Linked DNA regions of Homo sapiens: region 1 is linked to region 2. A link is a loop called in an ENCODE intact Hi-C map of the cell type or tissue named here. Cell type or tissue: endothelial cell of umbilical vein. All regions are shown on one strand. Links, peaks and the distances in the headings refer to the core of each region. The heading gives the core; the rest is flanking DNA.

What was found. Hi-C counts contacts between places; a loop is a spot of excess contacts. Peaks named below come from ENCODE experiments on the same cell type or tissue, not always from the same donor. Only the 100,000 strongest peaks of a DNase experiment are listed, where the experiment ranks them.
Region 1: it touches region 2 in a loop (4-fold over the local background); 1 of 110 quality-filtered maps calls a loop at or near these places.

What each region holds. Positions count from the first base shown.
Region 1 is chr2:67,730,239-67,738,002 of GRCh38, reverse strand. No RefSeq gene overlaps it. Among named protein-coding and RNA genes, the nearest start is that of LINC01812, 91 kb to the left of the region's middle. In endothelial cell of umbilical vein, for the core only: a CTCF peak has its summit at 4,214 (motif pointing left); a DNase peak (open chromatin) is centred at 4,182.
Region 2 is chr2:67,912,775-67,920,538 of GRCh38, reverse strand. No RefSeq gene overlaps it. Among named protein-coding and RNA genes, the nearest start is that of LINC01812, 91 kb to the right of the region's middle. RefSeq lists an enhancer at 1-889. In endothelial cell of umbilical vein, for the core only: no CTCF peak of the experiment used is centred there; DNase peaks (open chromatin) are centred at 2,718 and 2,908; H3K27ac peaks cover 2,248 bases.

The DNA.
Region 1 (7,764 bases), core at 1,168-6,167, 180 kb after region 2:
AACAACTGAAAGTTTTGAGGTAGTATGTTATAAATAAATATACTTTAACCTCAAAGCCTTTCTTAAATGGTCCACTACTAAGCCCTAATTTGTGAGGAGAGACAGCTTTTCAATGATAGATGATTCTGGAGAAACTCATCTCAGCAGTTTGGGCACAAACCTTTTCTCTAGCACAGAAAATGTTAGAAGCTTCACTGCTGATTCTAGATTACAAATGCTGCAAAATTTCTCCACTGAATTATATATCTATCAATCAACAATGTGATTTCTCATACCTTCTCCAACACTGCATGTTGTCAAATAAATACTTAAATCTTTTTCTTAATGATGAGTAGAAAAGGGGTATGTTGTTTTAATCTCTAATGAGTGAATTTGCATTTCTCTAATGAGTGATACTGAGCATCATTTATATATAGATCAGCCATTTGTAGCCTGTTGTCGCTCTCTGCGTATTTTTATAATCGGATCCTTTGCCCTTTGTATTCACTTTAAAGGCTGTTTGTTTATTAACAAAATTAGGGTTTGTTTATAAAAGCAGATTTTAAAAACTTTTTACTCCAGTAGTTTTCAGTGTACAGGTGGTTTTTGGTTACATGGACAAGTCCTTTAGTGGTGGTTTCTGAGATTTTAGTGCACCCGTCACCCAAGCAGTATACACTTTACCCAATATGTAGTCTTTCATCCCTCACCCTCCCCCACCTTCCCCATGCCCTGAGTCCCCAAAGTCCATTATATCATTCTTATGCCTTTGTGTTCTCATAGCTTAGCTGCCACTTATAATAAGTGAGATTATACAGTCTTTGGTTATTCATTCCTGAGTTACTTCACTGAGAATAATGGCCTCCAGCTCCATCCAAGTTGTTGTGAGAGACATTATTTTGTTCTTTTTTATGGCTGAGTAGTATTCCATGGTGTATCCAGACAACATTTTCTTTATCCACTTGTTGACTGATGGGCGCTTAGGTTGGTTCCATATCTTTGCAATTACGAATTGTGAATAAAAGCTGATTTTAAAAGCCTAAATTTTCATAGATTTAAAAATGTATATGGATTATCAAACTCTCCAACCTGTTAGCATTCTGAGTATTTGGAAACCTTCAAAATATACCCTTCTTAATCTTAAACCAGTATTTTTTTTTAAGTTATTTAAGCCTACAGTGCTAAATTAGAAAAAGTAAAAGTACCAAAATCTATCCTGATGTTTTCAATTTTATCTGCCTTTCTGCTAACCCCACATATCTAATCTGCACAGAAACATGAAGTTAGGGGGTGTTTGAACATAGTTTTCAGCCTTTCCCTTAGGATCTCTAAGACCGTGTCCAGAAGGGGATGGAGGAGGAGAATGGAGTGATCAGATCACTGACAGGTGTTCCTATCTTGGTCCTTATGCTCCATTTCTTTACGGTTGGCAGCCCCAATCAACCATTATCCTTGTTACAGGCTGAATTGTGTCCTCCTTATCCCCACCTCCCCCATCTATATGTTAAAGTCTTAACCCCCAGTCACCCAGAATGTGACTGTATTTGGAGATAAGGCCTTTAAAGAGGTAATAGGTAAGATGAGGTCATTAGGGTGGGCCCTAATCCCCTGTATTTGGTGTCCTTATAAGAAGAGAGCTTAGGACACAGGCACATGAAGAGGGAAGACAATGTGAAGGCACTGGGAGAAGATGGCCACCTAAAAGCCATGGAGAGAGGCCTTAGAATGAAACCAACCTGGCCCACACCTTGATCTTGGACTTCCAGCCTCCTTGATTGTGAGAAAATAAACTTCTGTTATTTAGGCCATCCCATTTTTAGTGCTTTGTTATGGGAATGCTACCAAACTAATGCAATGTCCTGTGGAAATTACTATAACCCTCACCAATTGGCTTGGAGATCAAGTTCTAACGTAGAAAACCATGGATTAAAAAACACTGGCCTTGAGCTACAAGGGGGTCACACCCTACTCATCGCATCTCTAGCAACTTAGAAATGAAGAAGGTATAAATTAAGAGAGCCTAATTTCAAGGCATAAATTTGGGGTTTATACTTTTCCTAATTTTAGGGTTTGTGAAAGCTTTAGCATTCATAGTCATAGCCCATTTAGATGGACACATTCCTAGGCATGTGTCCATCTAAATGGGTTTCTCCTTTGGGACCTTAGGACTCAGATGCCACATCTGGAACTTTCCCTTGGATGAGAGATGTGATAGCATGTCCCTCTATGACAGACAGGTCAGTCTGGTGGAAAAGAGCCTAGAATGGGAGCCAGAAGACCCAGGCCCTAGTCTTGATTCTGTCACAAACTTCCAGAGTGGCCCTAGGCAACTAGATATGCCTGTTTGGACTAGGAATCCTTATATGGTCTTCATGATTGATTTTCAAACTCACTTCCATGGAATGGTTTTCAGACTCAGTTCCATGGAATCTTAGGGGGCTCTATGGAGGAGTTTTAGGAGTTCTGGAAACTTTTCATTTGATTTTTCTCTTGCAAAATATATCTTAACTATTGAAAACACTGTAAAAAATAACATACATTCAGATGTATTTTATTTCACATTTTAACATATCTGAGAACATCAGTGTGTTAAAATGTGCTGCTAGGTTCATTTGGAATGAATGTCACAATAAAACTTTGTCATGTGGGTATGCACATTTGATGAGGAATACTGATATTCTGCACTAGTCTATCTCTCAAATTCTAACATGACTGATGCCTGTCTCCACTGACACAAAGTAGCACAAGTGAGTTTGTGACTATGGCATATTTGCTTTTTTTTTTTTTTTTTTTGCATATGCTCTTCTCATTTCATAAGACTTGCTTGTATCACCACAACTGACTCTCTTGCATCTTGAAAACATCACACAAGAGCTAGAATGAATGATCCGTTCTGACTTTATGATTAGAAATGCAAGAATTTATTAGGTGTTACCAACAATTCAACTTTGAAACAGATATTTCCTACTACTTTTCTTGCAAGCTTCTGGGTAAATTTAGTTGAACAGAAATCCAAGTTGTAAGACAAGTTGTTTTAAAACAAAACTGTTGCCATTTCCAACTACTTAGCTAGATGAATGAGTATTTTCTAAATATTGTGCTACTAAGTGAAAATAACATAATACTTTGGATGCTGAGGATAATATGTTTGTAATTATTCAAAGTTTTTACATTAATCAAATCAGTCTTAGAGCCAGCAGTGATATATTTTATATTATACGTAGCATATTTGAACTCATGAAGTAAATATATACTAGTGAAGTTCTGCTTTTATTTGTTTTAGGATTCCATACAAGATTTCATTTTCATCAAGGGTAACCTTGTTTAAAAGGCAAGAAAAAATACCAGGTTCGATGACCTTCAAGATTCCTTGTAGCTAGAACACCCTGGAATCTTCCAAGGTGGGTGTGAGCAAGGTTCAGGGAAGAGTGAGTTGGGAAAGTGAAGGGTAGCTGATTTGAGCACCAGCATCTGCATTCAGCTCAGGACCTTTCCTTTCCCTTTTTAACTGAGAGGACTAAGTGTCTAGGGACACACATACCCTATGTAGAACATCACATATGGTCAAGATTTCAGCTATACAAATGAGTGGTCCCAGGAAAATGCCATGGTTATCAAACAATGCTGCAAAGGTTTTTAAAAATATTTTTATGCTGGGTGTGATGGCTCAAGCTTGTAATCTCAGCTCTTTGGGAGGCCAAGGTAGGAGAATTGTTTGAGGCCAGGAGTTCAAGACCAGCCTGGGAAACATAGTGAGATCTCATCTGCAAAAAAAATTTAGAAAATAAAAAAATTAGCCAGATATGGTGGTGAGTGCCTCTAGTCCCAGCTACTTGCGAGGCTGAGGTGGGAGGATTACTTAAGGCCATGAGTTTGAGATTGCAGTGAGCTATGATCATACCACTGCACTCCAGTCTGAGTGACAGAGTGAAACCCTGTCTCTTATGAATGAATGAATGAATGAATGAATGAATGAATACATACATACATAAATAAAACTTTTATAGAGCATAGTATAATTATTTTGAAATTTGCTAAAATTCAATTAAAATGTATTGCATTTCCCTGGACACCTTTTCTCTGGAACAAATCTCTTCTGGAGCCAGTATCTGATAGAATGTATGGGAGGATGCGGCCTGGGACTGGATTGGGGTGGGTGTGTATGCCAGGCATGGGGAGTGGTGCTGCCATCTTCTGGCTGGCATTGGGGCTGTGCACAGTTGGAAACAGGGGCCCTGATTTGTTTCAGCTGCCACCTTTAGATGCCACACTCATCAGAGCTTATCATATTCCCAAGGCCCTCGTTGGATGTGGGGCACTGTGGGCTGGCCATGACCACTGGTTCTGGAGGTGGACAGCACCAATCAGGCTTGTAGAGCATGAAAAGATAGAACAGAGAGGAGCTGCCTGGCTGTCGGCCCTGCCTTATCCCAATGGCTCCTCCCCTTAGGATAAGAAGGAAGGGTTGGATCTGGAATGCTGGAGGGAGGTAGCTCCCAGTGTTTTCCCTGGGACTGTATTCATCCATTGATTTCAGGCTTGAGTGTTTTGACTGGAGGACTAGTGGGGAAGAGGTGATGCTCTTTTGATTCTGACCTTACTTATCGTATCAGTTAGGATAAATGTTCACCTATATATGTAACAGAGGCCCCAGACAAAAGTGACTTAAATAAGATAGACTTTATTTTTCCTTCCTATAATAGCCAGGAAGTAGGAGGCCCAGGGCTGGCATGGAGCTCTGTTCAACAAGGTTGTCTAAAGACCCAGCTACTTCTGCTTTGTTTTGCTTTATCTTTAGTGTGTTTTCCTTATAAGAATGAATGGTCCAAAGTAGCTCCTCCATATCCATGACCCAGATAAGAGGATGGAGAAAAGAGGAGAGAGGGCCGTTACCATCTAAGAACACAGCCTGGAATTTGATTACATGACTTCTGCTCATATTCCCCTGTCCAGAACTTGGTTAGATGGTAATGCATAGCTGCAGAGGAGACTGGGAATATACCAAGATAAAAATAGTGGATTCTATTATTTTGAAAGAGAATGGAAGAATGGAATAGGGATACAATTAGCTGACTTTTCAAGGGTGTTCAATGAAGCACAGAACACTGTGCTATTATTTGGAGCTCTGCAAACCTAGAATCCACCACAAAGGTAGGTGGCCAAGATTGGCAGGCATAGAGTTCAGGAGGGAAGCCTGAGAGCCCCTGATCTCATGGCTGGCACTTTACTGCCATGCTTATCAGTATTTATTTTTCTCAGATATGGACAATTCCAATTTCCACTAGCCTCTGCAACTCCTTGAGGATATCAAGGCAAGAAGGGCTGGTCTAGATGCTCAAAGAATCCCAACGTGTAAGCCAGGGTATTTCAAACATGCCCTAAGTGCCGTAGACTTCTGGGTGTAGGCAGAATAAATGGAAAACAAGGGCTTTTTAACCTAAATTCCATTCTTCACTTGGCTACTTAATAAAGTATTAAGTAGTCTTATATATTTTTATTGCTTTGTCTATGTAAGATTTCTGGCTAAAAATATAGTTTTTACACTTCTGAGCCATGAGAATTGAAACACCCACAACTCAGAAAAGAGACTAAGTGACATATTAAACACTAGACTAGAGACTAAATGACATATTAAACACTAATGCCATAATATCATATGTCATATGACTATGTGATGGGTAATGGTCTTGACCATGTTATTGCTAGGAAACAATTTAAATTGAAAATAAGAAGAAAATGTCAGAGTTGAAAAATAAAAAGTATCAATGGAATCCGGTAGTTCTGAAGAAGTAATTACATAATGCTTTAAAATTTACAAAACATTTCTACATCTATTCCCTTCTCAATCCTTCTCTATTTACAAATAAAGAAATAGAAGCACAGAGAGGTAAAGTAACTTGCCCAAAGTGGTACAGTTAGGAGTGCCAGAAACAGGATTAAAGTCAGGACTTTGGAATTTTCACTATTTACATACTTTCTCCCATATTTGCTTATACTCTAGCTTCTGGATAAAGACCTATTCCTAAGGTACCAAGACCTGAGCCATTTCATCTCGTGAGCCTGATTTCTGCTGGAGCAGCAAGCAAATAGTCTCACCAGCAAGGCCTCTATTCTTTTCTCCCTCCCTGTCATCTCCCATTGAAAGCCTATCATAAATCAGACACTGTCCCAAATACTAGAGATACTGTAGTAAACGAGATCTGTGAAATCTTTATTAGTAGATTCTAGTGGGAGCTACACAAAAATGAAGGCATAACTAAATAGACGCAGTATTTTCACTTAGTGGTAACTGCTATGAAGAAAACTTAGGGTAAACAGGATGGAGAACAGCAGGGTAGGAGCAGAGTCTATTTTCATTGGATGATCAGGGAAGAATGAATGAGATATGAGCAGAGACCTGAATAAAGTGAAGCGGTAAGCCATGAAGTGTCTTAAGAGCATTTTAAGATGCAGTTAGAACCAATAAGTAATATGCTCAGCACAGTCATGGAACTGCACATCAGTGGGGCTGAGAGTGTAAGCAAGAATTTTGAAACTTATTTTGTTTTAAGATGCAGGAGAGAGAAAAGGTAGGTAATTTCAGAAGCCAGTTTTCTGAGTAGTGAGGGGGATGGAATTATGTGCATAAGTGGAGAGATTGACCTTGGATAAGAGGAGGGACAGGTCATCTTTGGGTCAGGAAGGCTGGTAAAGAAGACAGGAACAGATGTGGGAGGGTTGATAGATTTGGTGGGCAAATGAGTTAGTTCTTTTATGGTTGGTTCTATTTTGTTCGTAAAATATCAGGCAAAGTCAGTGAGGTGGGGCAGGGAGCTGATGGTCTTCTAAGATGGTGAGAAAGTGAGTTTATCAGTAAATATGGAAGGGCTGCTGGGTAATGTTATAAGCCCCCATGAAGTCTACAGTATTAGTCTTATGAGAGATCTATCAGCATGGCTGTGCAATTTTCCCAGCTATGCTCGGATGCCACAGAGATATAAGCAGAAAGATGAATTTAACCATGTGTTGGGTATTCTTCATGTGCCCATTCTGACCCATTCTTTATCCTTCTTCGTCGGGTTTGGTACCCTAGGTGGCTGATACTTATGGAATGATTCATGCCTTCCTTGGCCTCTGGGTTGGGTTTGGCTAATGGCAGGCAGGAGATTGAAGGGCAGGGGGCAGTGAGATGCTTATATTTACTTTCCCACTCCTTCGCCAGTGGCCCCTGGTTGTCAGTGACTGTACCCCTCCAAGGAAGCCGTAGCTCCTATTAAGCAGCCCTCTTCTGTAGATGTGGCTTTCTGTAGGTCCCAGGAACCATCTCTCTTCTTATTCTTCCAGGCATAGGGGTGGTAACTGCTTCCTGCTGCTGTTAGCCTTGGGGTGCTTCCCTATCCCTTATTGCTTTCCCTTTACCTTCCTACCCTTTTAGAACAATCCCTTCTAGAAAGTCTCCCCCTTTGCTCTCTCTTGGTTTTATCGGTTTCTTGGTAAGTCCTTGATTAATGCAAACCTGGCTTGGGGTGTGGCCAGGCAGCCCTAACAGAGGGAGAAAGGAACATGGTATTCATGGGTATACAAGGGAGAGATGATGATGGAAACAGACTCTAAGCTGAATGAAGAGGGAAATGAGGATGTGAGGAGAGTGGATAGACTAAAAACGTGGCAGAGTATGTACATGGGAAGTCCCAGTGGAGTCAAGGGACGTTGGAGGTTGGGGTACTACAGTGAATAAGCTGAAAATTGGGAGACCGTCTTTGGAGAGTAGAGGTGCTTAAAACAGAAAATGTATGATGGGTGTAG
Region 2 (7,764 bases), core at 851-5,850:
GGTGCGCCCTTACAGATGGAGCAATGGTGAGCACACACTTGGACAAGGGAGGGGAAGGGGTTCTTATCCCTGACGCACGTAGCCCCTGCTGCTGTGTCGTTCCCTTATTGGCTAGGGTTAGACCGCACAGGCTAAACTAATTCCGATTGGTTAATTTAAAGAGAGTGACGGGGTGAGTGGTTTGGTGGGAAAAAATGGTTATGGCAGAACAGGAAATCAGAATGAGTCAGGGTGGAGAATGAGCAGGTTATTGGAATTAGTCAGGGTGGAGCAGGTAATCGGAAAAGGTTGCTTTACGAGGAAGTTAAGCTTAAAAGTAGAAGGCAAAGAATTGAACATACTGACATATTGATTCTTTGAAATTTAGAACTCATATCTAACAAGGGCTACTAGGAACTTTAGGAATCAGCCTGGTTCGATGGCTTCATGTAATCAGATGGAAAAGTCCCAGGAGCTTACCTGTGGTCACACAGTCAGACAGCAGGGAACAGCAAGCCGGCAGTCTGCCTCTCGGTGCAAAGTGGTTCCCATTGTTTCAGTCACAACTCTTGATTGTAAGTGAGAGAAACCTAGTGGCTTAAACAAACTAAAAAGAATATATAAGCTCATATTATTGGGAAGTCCAAGGGTGCACTGACTTCAGGCATGGAAGGATACAGCGACTTAGTGATAAGATAAGGACATTGCTTCTTTCACCACCTCTCAGCTCTGCTGTCTTCTGTCTTGCCTTCATTCTTAGGCCCTCCCCACATGCTAGAAAAAGTGAACAGCAAGAGCTCCAGCTTGGCAACCCAGTAGATGGAGAGCAGCTCTTTCTTACTGGTTTTGTTAGGTCCTTGACTTGACTTTCTCTGGGCAGCTCTGGCTTCAGGCCTGCTGACCCCTCCTGGATGCTGGGAGTAACAAAGAGTCTTTACTTGACCAAACTTTAGTCAGAATCCTCTGAATTTTCTTCTTCCCAACCAGGCCTTGACTTTTGTACTTTCATGTCTGTCTTTGTATCACCCAATTTTGACAAGAATTTTGTTAAGCTGATTTAGCCAGAATCCCCCACCTTTAGTATCTGATTGCCAAATATCTCACCAAATTCTTCACTCCCACCCTCCCCTAGGCAGCCTTCAGCAATAATCTTGTTAGTTTGGTTTAGGCAGAATCACCTCTCACCCCCGATGTTTCCTCTTAGTAATTTTTCATCCATCCACACCGTCCCCCTGCCCCCAACTGGCTAGAAATTTCTACTTTTCCTCATTGTATTCAGAGTTGAGCCCAATTTCTCTCCCCACTGCAAGGCCCCATTGCAGTAGTCCTTATAACTATCTTGATAGTTTCCCTCAGTAAAGTCTCCCTTACCATTCTTTAAAAAGTGTCATGAATAATTTTTTTCTTTACTCAGGGAGGGAGACAATGGTTGAACCTGAACCATGTGATGGGGGGAGAAAAGGGGAGAAATGAACATGTTCTGGCAAAAACAACAGAAGCCCAGTACATTTCTATACCATATGATGGCATTGTGGACATTTTTCTGCTGCCCAGAGGGAAAGTCTCTGTTGCTCTAGGTGCCCTTCTGGAGAAGCTAAATTCACCCCTCTTGAGGGACTCTGTGCCCTTCTTTTGGGCACAGCCAATCATTCTGGTCTTCACTGAGGCATGAAATAAGACTATGTGCTTCATCAGATCAGCCGTTTTGTGCTCTTGAGACAGGGTCTGACTCTGCCACCCAGGCTGGAGTGCAGTGGCCCAATGGTGGCTCACTGCAGTCTCCAACTTCTGGGCTCAAGAGATCCTCCTGCCTCAGCCTGCCAAGTAGCTGGGACTACAGGCGCATACCACTGAGTCTAGCTAATTTGTTATTTTTGGTAAAGATGGAGTCTTGGCTATGTTGCCCAGGCTTGTCTCAAACTCCTGGGCTCAAGCGATCCTCCCTCCTTGGCCTCTCAAAGTGATGAGATTACATGCCTGAGCCACTGTGCCTGGCTCCCATCAATTCTGGTGTTCTGCCTCTGGGAGAAGAATTCAAGTCTGGAGATGGAATCCCATTTTATTTCTTCCACTTCCAAGACCTCTCAGCCTGTTCATACCTTATAGAAGGATACAGTTCAGACCTAATAGAAGGATTCATTCATAAATATTTCTTGATCAGCTCTTTATGTAGCCATAGTGTTAGGTACCAAGTGTCATAACGATAAAGAAAATAGATAGCTCTGATTACTTTCTCATTCAAGTCTAATGCTCTAAGTGCCATGGATAAAGAAATAATGGTGGAGGAGGCCAGATGCGATGGCTCATGCCTATAATCCCAGCACTTTGGGAGGCTGAGGCGAGCAGATCACCTGAGGTTAGGAGTTCGAGACCAGCCTGGCCAACATGGCGAAACCCCGTCTCTACTAAAAATACAAAAAAATTATCTGGGCACGGCGACAGGTCCGTGTAATCCCAGCTACTCGGGAGGCTGAGGCAGGAGAATTGCTTGAACCGGGGAGGTGGAGGTTGCAGTGAGCCAAGATCGTACCACTGCACTCCAGCCTGGGTAATAAGAAGGAAACTCCGCCTAAAAAAAAAAAAAAAAATATGGTGGAGGAGAGAGACACATCTGAGGAGATTTTGAAATGATCAGGAATGTCTTCCTGAGGAAATGACTCATGTTGGAAGAATGGGATCATGGACTGGAGTGGAATATTGTAGGGGGGAAGAGAAGAAAGCATTATAGGAAGAGAAAATAGACTGAGCACAGTCATTAACCCAGAGAGGGTCAGGGCCTATCTAGGGAACTGTGAATATTTCAGCTTGACTGGAGCAAAGGTAAGAAAGTACCTTCCTTTGGAGATGTAGAGGAGCCCAGTTGGGAAGTTAGTAGAGTGACCAGGAGCAAGGGAAAGGGAGCTCAAGCCTGGGTGGTAGTGGAGAGAGGACAGCCCCAGCTGACCTGCACCATTCTCTGGAGATCATGTTGATTCCTATGGAGCTGAGTCCTCAGAGATACATCTGGATTGCCCTGAGGAAATAGTCTCATGTCTCATATTTGCCAAAGGAGATTCCATTGTTCTGATTTTTTTGAATGTTTTTGGAAGCCAAAAACATTCCTCATGAATGACTTCTTTCTGAATTGACTACAAACCAGTGGCCTCTGGCATTATTGGAAGACAAATGTGTGTGTGTGTGTGTTTTTTTTTTGTCAAGTATCAGAATATATTTTAGGGGATATATTTCCTGTCGTAATAGGTTTTTATTGTTGTTATGAATAGACCCAAATAAGTATTTTAAGAATGTATTAAGGCTGAATCACAAGATTGTGAAGAAATTGTATCACCATTTCACTTCAGGTTATTGTGACCGGGAACTTGGAATGTCAGCTTAAAAATCCAATCATTTTTGTTTTTTTTTTTGAGACGGAGTCTGGCTCTGTTGCCCCGTCTGTAGTGCAGTGCGCGATCTCAGCTCACTGCAAACTCTGCCTCCCAGGTTCAAGCAATTCTCCTGCTTCAGCCTCCCCAGTAGCTGGGATTACAGGTGTGTGCCACCACACCCGGCTAATTTTTGTATTTTTAGTAGAGATGGGGTTTCACCATGTTGGCCAGGCTGGTCTTAAACTCCTGACCTCAAGTGATCTGCCTGTCTCAGCCTGCCAAAGTGCTGGGATTATAGGCATGAGCCATGGCACCTGGCCTGAAAACCCCATTTTATAAACTGTTAATTGATCAATGTGTGCCACTTTTTTATCCTCTGACTGTATCCTTTATGTAGTGGAATTTCCCTCTGTGGCTGAGTTTGACTTTTGTATGTTGATGGACAGCTTCTTTCCTCTCTTCCTTTCATAGATGTGAACTGGGCTGCACATACACTCAGGGCTCAGTGTTAGCCCTGTGTGGAATGCAGAGTGGTATCACAAATATACCTCTTTTTAAATAGTTCATCATAGAGTTCAGGTCTAGACACAAAAAGAGTTAAATAGTAGAACAAGACAAGGTGTCACGCAGTATAGACCGTACCTGCTATGTGCTCACAGGAGAAAAAGGAAGAAGGAGTTGGCAGAGACAGTGTCAAGGAAAAGACATCCTTGAGCTAGGCCATGCATGGTAAAGAGTGTGCACTTTCACACTGCGCTTTCTCCTGGAACACTCAGACAGCTGGAGACCTTGTTCTGCTCCAACCCACATGGGCACATGGGCTTGCACAGCTACTGTAGTTTCACCATTTTCTCCTTCCTTGGCCGTGGCTGGGGGCTAGTGCTTGCCTTTTTACAGTTCTCTACTTGGCTTACAGTCGGGGGATACCTGCCCAGAAGGCACCTGGGCCCTTGTTTGTGGCCAGACTACACCTTTTGCATTTTAGAGGCGGAAAAACTGGGTCATCCTACCATGCGTGGGTTGGGGATCAGGGAGGCTGCCCTGGGAACTTGTGCTGAATCTATCACATATGTGGCTTCTGGGTCTAAGTAAATCGGGCCCTTAAATGACGGCCAACTTTCTGGGTAATTAACCCGGTTTTGCCTTGAGAAATATAACTGAAATAGACTGAGAGACAGGGAGGCAGCCTTCTGAATTTTCAGTGAAAAGGGGAAGCTCAGAATAGACTTTGGCTGATCGGGGAGGAAAGGAGGACTTTTTCATGGAGACCAACAGCAAGGGTCACTGAGAAGGTAGTGGGTGGCTGCAGACCCTCCCTACCTGCCTTGGAGTCAGAGAAAATAACCCTGACCTCAGGCCCTTTACAAAGATTTGCCTAGAAAGCAAAATTAACTGAAAATTGACTGCAAATAGGCCCAATGCATAGAGAAAGTGGGTTAGATAGAGTAATGGCTTCTCTTTATATAATGTGATTTATGCATTGTTCTACATACTTTTTGGGTTTATATTTAATACCACTTTCTCTTTTCTACCCTAGTGCCTCAAAGCCTCAATGACATTGCTGGCTGTTGCTCTGTCAAGAGTGACAAACTCCTAATCTGAAAGCTGAGTTAGGATCACAGCCCACAGTCATGACGTCCTATAATTGAAAGAAAATTAAATTGTGCCACTTAAGAGCTAGATTATTTCACATAAAATTTTAAAGTTTCTGGAATCTCTTGAAAATATAGCAACACTATGTTCCTGCACAGAACCAATGGTCTCAAGCTTGACATGGGCTTCTCCTTGTTAAAGGGACTTAAAGGGACAAGCACTCCCCTGTTGAGCATAGTCTCAATGTCTATTTCTCCTAGCTCACTTCACCCATTTAAGTTACCTGTCTGTCCTCTATTGGTATTTGAATTTGTGATCTCCACTGTAACCAGAAAAACCATCAAGTTATTGGTGATAGGGGACAAGAAAAGGAATAGTTCAAAAAGAATTCAATGCATCTCTTTGGGACTTACCTCTACCTTAAAATAGATGGAATGTCCTTTCTACCCATATTGGATTCAAAATAAATACCTGCGATTGTTTAATACTTTCACTTAGTCTTTGGCAAGGGTAAAGAAATGTTCCAATACCTCTAGGGACATTAGTCTGGGGTTATGGCTCTCTTGGAGAAGGTTTAAATGTGTGAGCCCTGTTTAGCCTTGATAAGTGGAATGGGAATACCTGCCTAGAAACATTTGCCATTGTCTTCCCTCTACCACTCTCAAAGTCAGAACAGTTATTTCATTTCTCATCATTTCTAGCATGCGGTGGCCTCCTATATCCCAAGACCTTTTTATTTCCCTAGGTATGTGGCTAAAGGGAGTGGGTAGGACCAAATCTTTATTTCAGCATTCAGCTGCAGAATGACATATGGATCTGATTAATTTTCATATTTTGTTTTATTCAAAATGTCTTATTGCTCCCTCCCAACTTTTTTTTTTTTTTTTTTTTGCTTAAACTTTGGATTTGAAATAACAAAATATTACAGTGGAAGTCTGATCATTGCCCTTTAAAGTTTTTTCTTTTTTATTCTTCTATATGACCAGGCTTTACAGAAAGCTATTTTACTCTAAGAAATTAGGTTTCTGGTTATCAGGAGCCCTAAATAGACATGAATTACAAGAACGTCCTTTGAAAACCCCATGCAGCACTTGTTTCATTAAATTCCATGAAGCGACCTTAATTTAGTGGAACACTGGATAGGCTGTTCTTTTAACCTATTATCACTTTGGCCAGGCCCATAAACCATATTCATGGATGATTCCATCAAGAAGGACAACAGTGGGATTAATATTATTTCAGGATACAGTAAATGCCACAATGATGAAGCTGTTTAAGATCTGGTGCTCACGGTGTCACACTGAATGCATTGACATTTACTCTGCTATCACTTCATTTCCAATATTCCTTCCAAATCAGCCGATGCTAATGCTTCAGCATGTGTGCAGAATACAATTTGTGCGGGGGTGGGGAGACTGGAAAAAGATTGTACAAGTCTTTTGCCTTCTTTTTTTCCTTTTGGTACTGAGAATGGGGAAATATACTTGGATGGTATTTTACATACACTAGGACCCAAGATATTAGGATTGTAGGTTCCCAGGCACTGGGTTTCCTCCTGGAGTTGGATCAAAATAAGTCATGGGGCCCCTTTTAGCTGTGACTGAACATGTGGTATTGGTCAGATATGAACCAAGAAAGCATTGCTTGGAGTCCTTAGCGTGTTGGTATATGAAATTGAGTACATATGAAAATGAAATGTCTATAATGGCACACCATTTAGAAGGTCTAATTTATAACATTTCCTGAATCTCCTTGGTATTTAAATTTGATGCTCCCAACAACAGTAAAGATACTGGTAGTTTTTGGGAATCTCTTTTAGAGAAATAGCAAAGATGTTATCTACAAGAACATTACTAATGTCTAGTCTCTTAAGGGGTTCTAGCTCCTCATTTTGAAGGTGAGAACTCAGGTTTGAAAGGAAATTCAAAAGTTGTCTAGTTCACGGTTCTCAACTTTCAATATGGCTACGAATCACCTGGAGCAATTTCAATAACTAGATTCTGGGAGATTCCAATCCAGTAATTCGGATGTGAGGACTGAGAATCTGCATAGCATCTAACTCCCAGGTGAAGTAGATGCTGCTGGTCTGTAATCATATTTCTAATTACAGACCAATCACTTTAAATATCAACCATTGCCTACATTCTGTTAGATGAGCAGCTAGTATATATTTAAACCTCTCTTAGTAGGAGGCTTCTCATATTCTCTTAAAGTAGTCTGTCTCATCTTTGAACTCTGAATATGAGTTCTTTTTTACATTGTACCTAAAGTCTCACTCCTTGGACTTGTCAATCTCTGGCCCTGGTTCAAGTCCTTGGTCATCTACAATACATATGGCAAGGTAAGGAGACATCTCTCCTGTTGACAGAAAGTTTAGATTCTCTAAGTTTCTAACCTGAGGGAAACTCTCCAGGTGGGAAGGGGATCGCCTATCCAGCTGAACCAGGGGTAACTTTTGTCTCTTTGGGGTTCATCGTTAACCTGATCATACTTTGTTGAGCCCCAAGGAACTCTGGTTCTTAGTTTGGCTCTCCCTCCCTGCCCAACTGGATGGGACATTTCCCCTATTTGAACTCTCACATCTGTCTATCTATCTATCTATCTATCTATCTATCTATCTATCTATCTATCATCTATCTGTCTATCTGTCTAAAATATAGTGCATCATAAAAATTAATGTTTCTATTTCTACCAGATTGTAAATCTGTGAAAACAGATTATGTCTTAAGCCTCCTCAGACTCCTTTAGTACCTTGCACATACTAAGAGCTCAAACCATGTGTATTAAATTGAGTAACACACATAACCTGCCTCAAGGAGTTTATAGT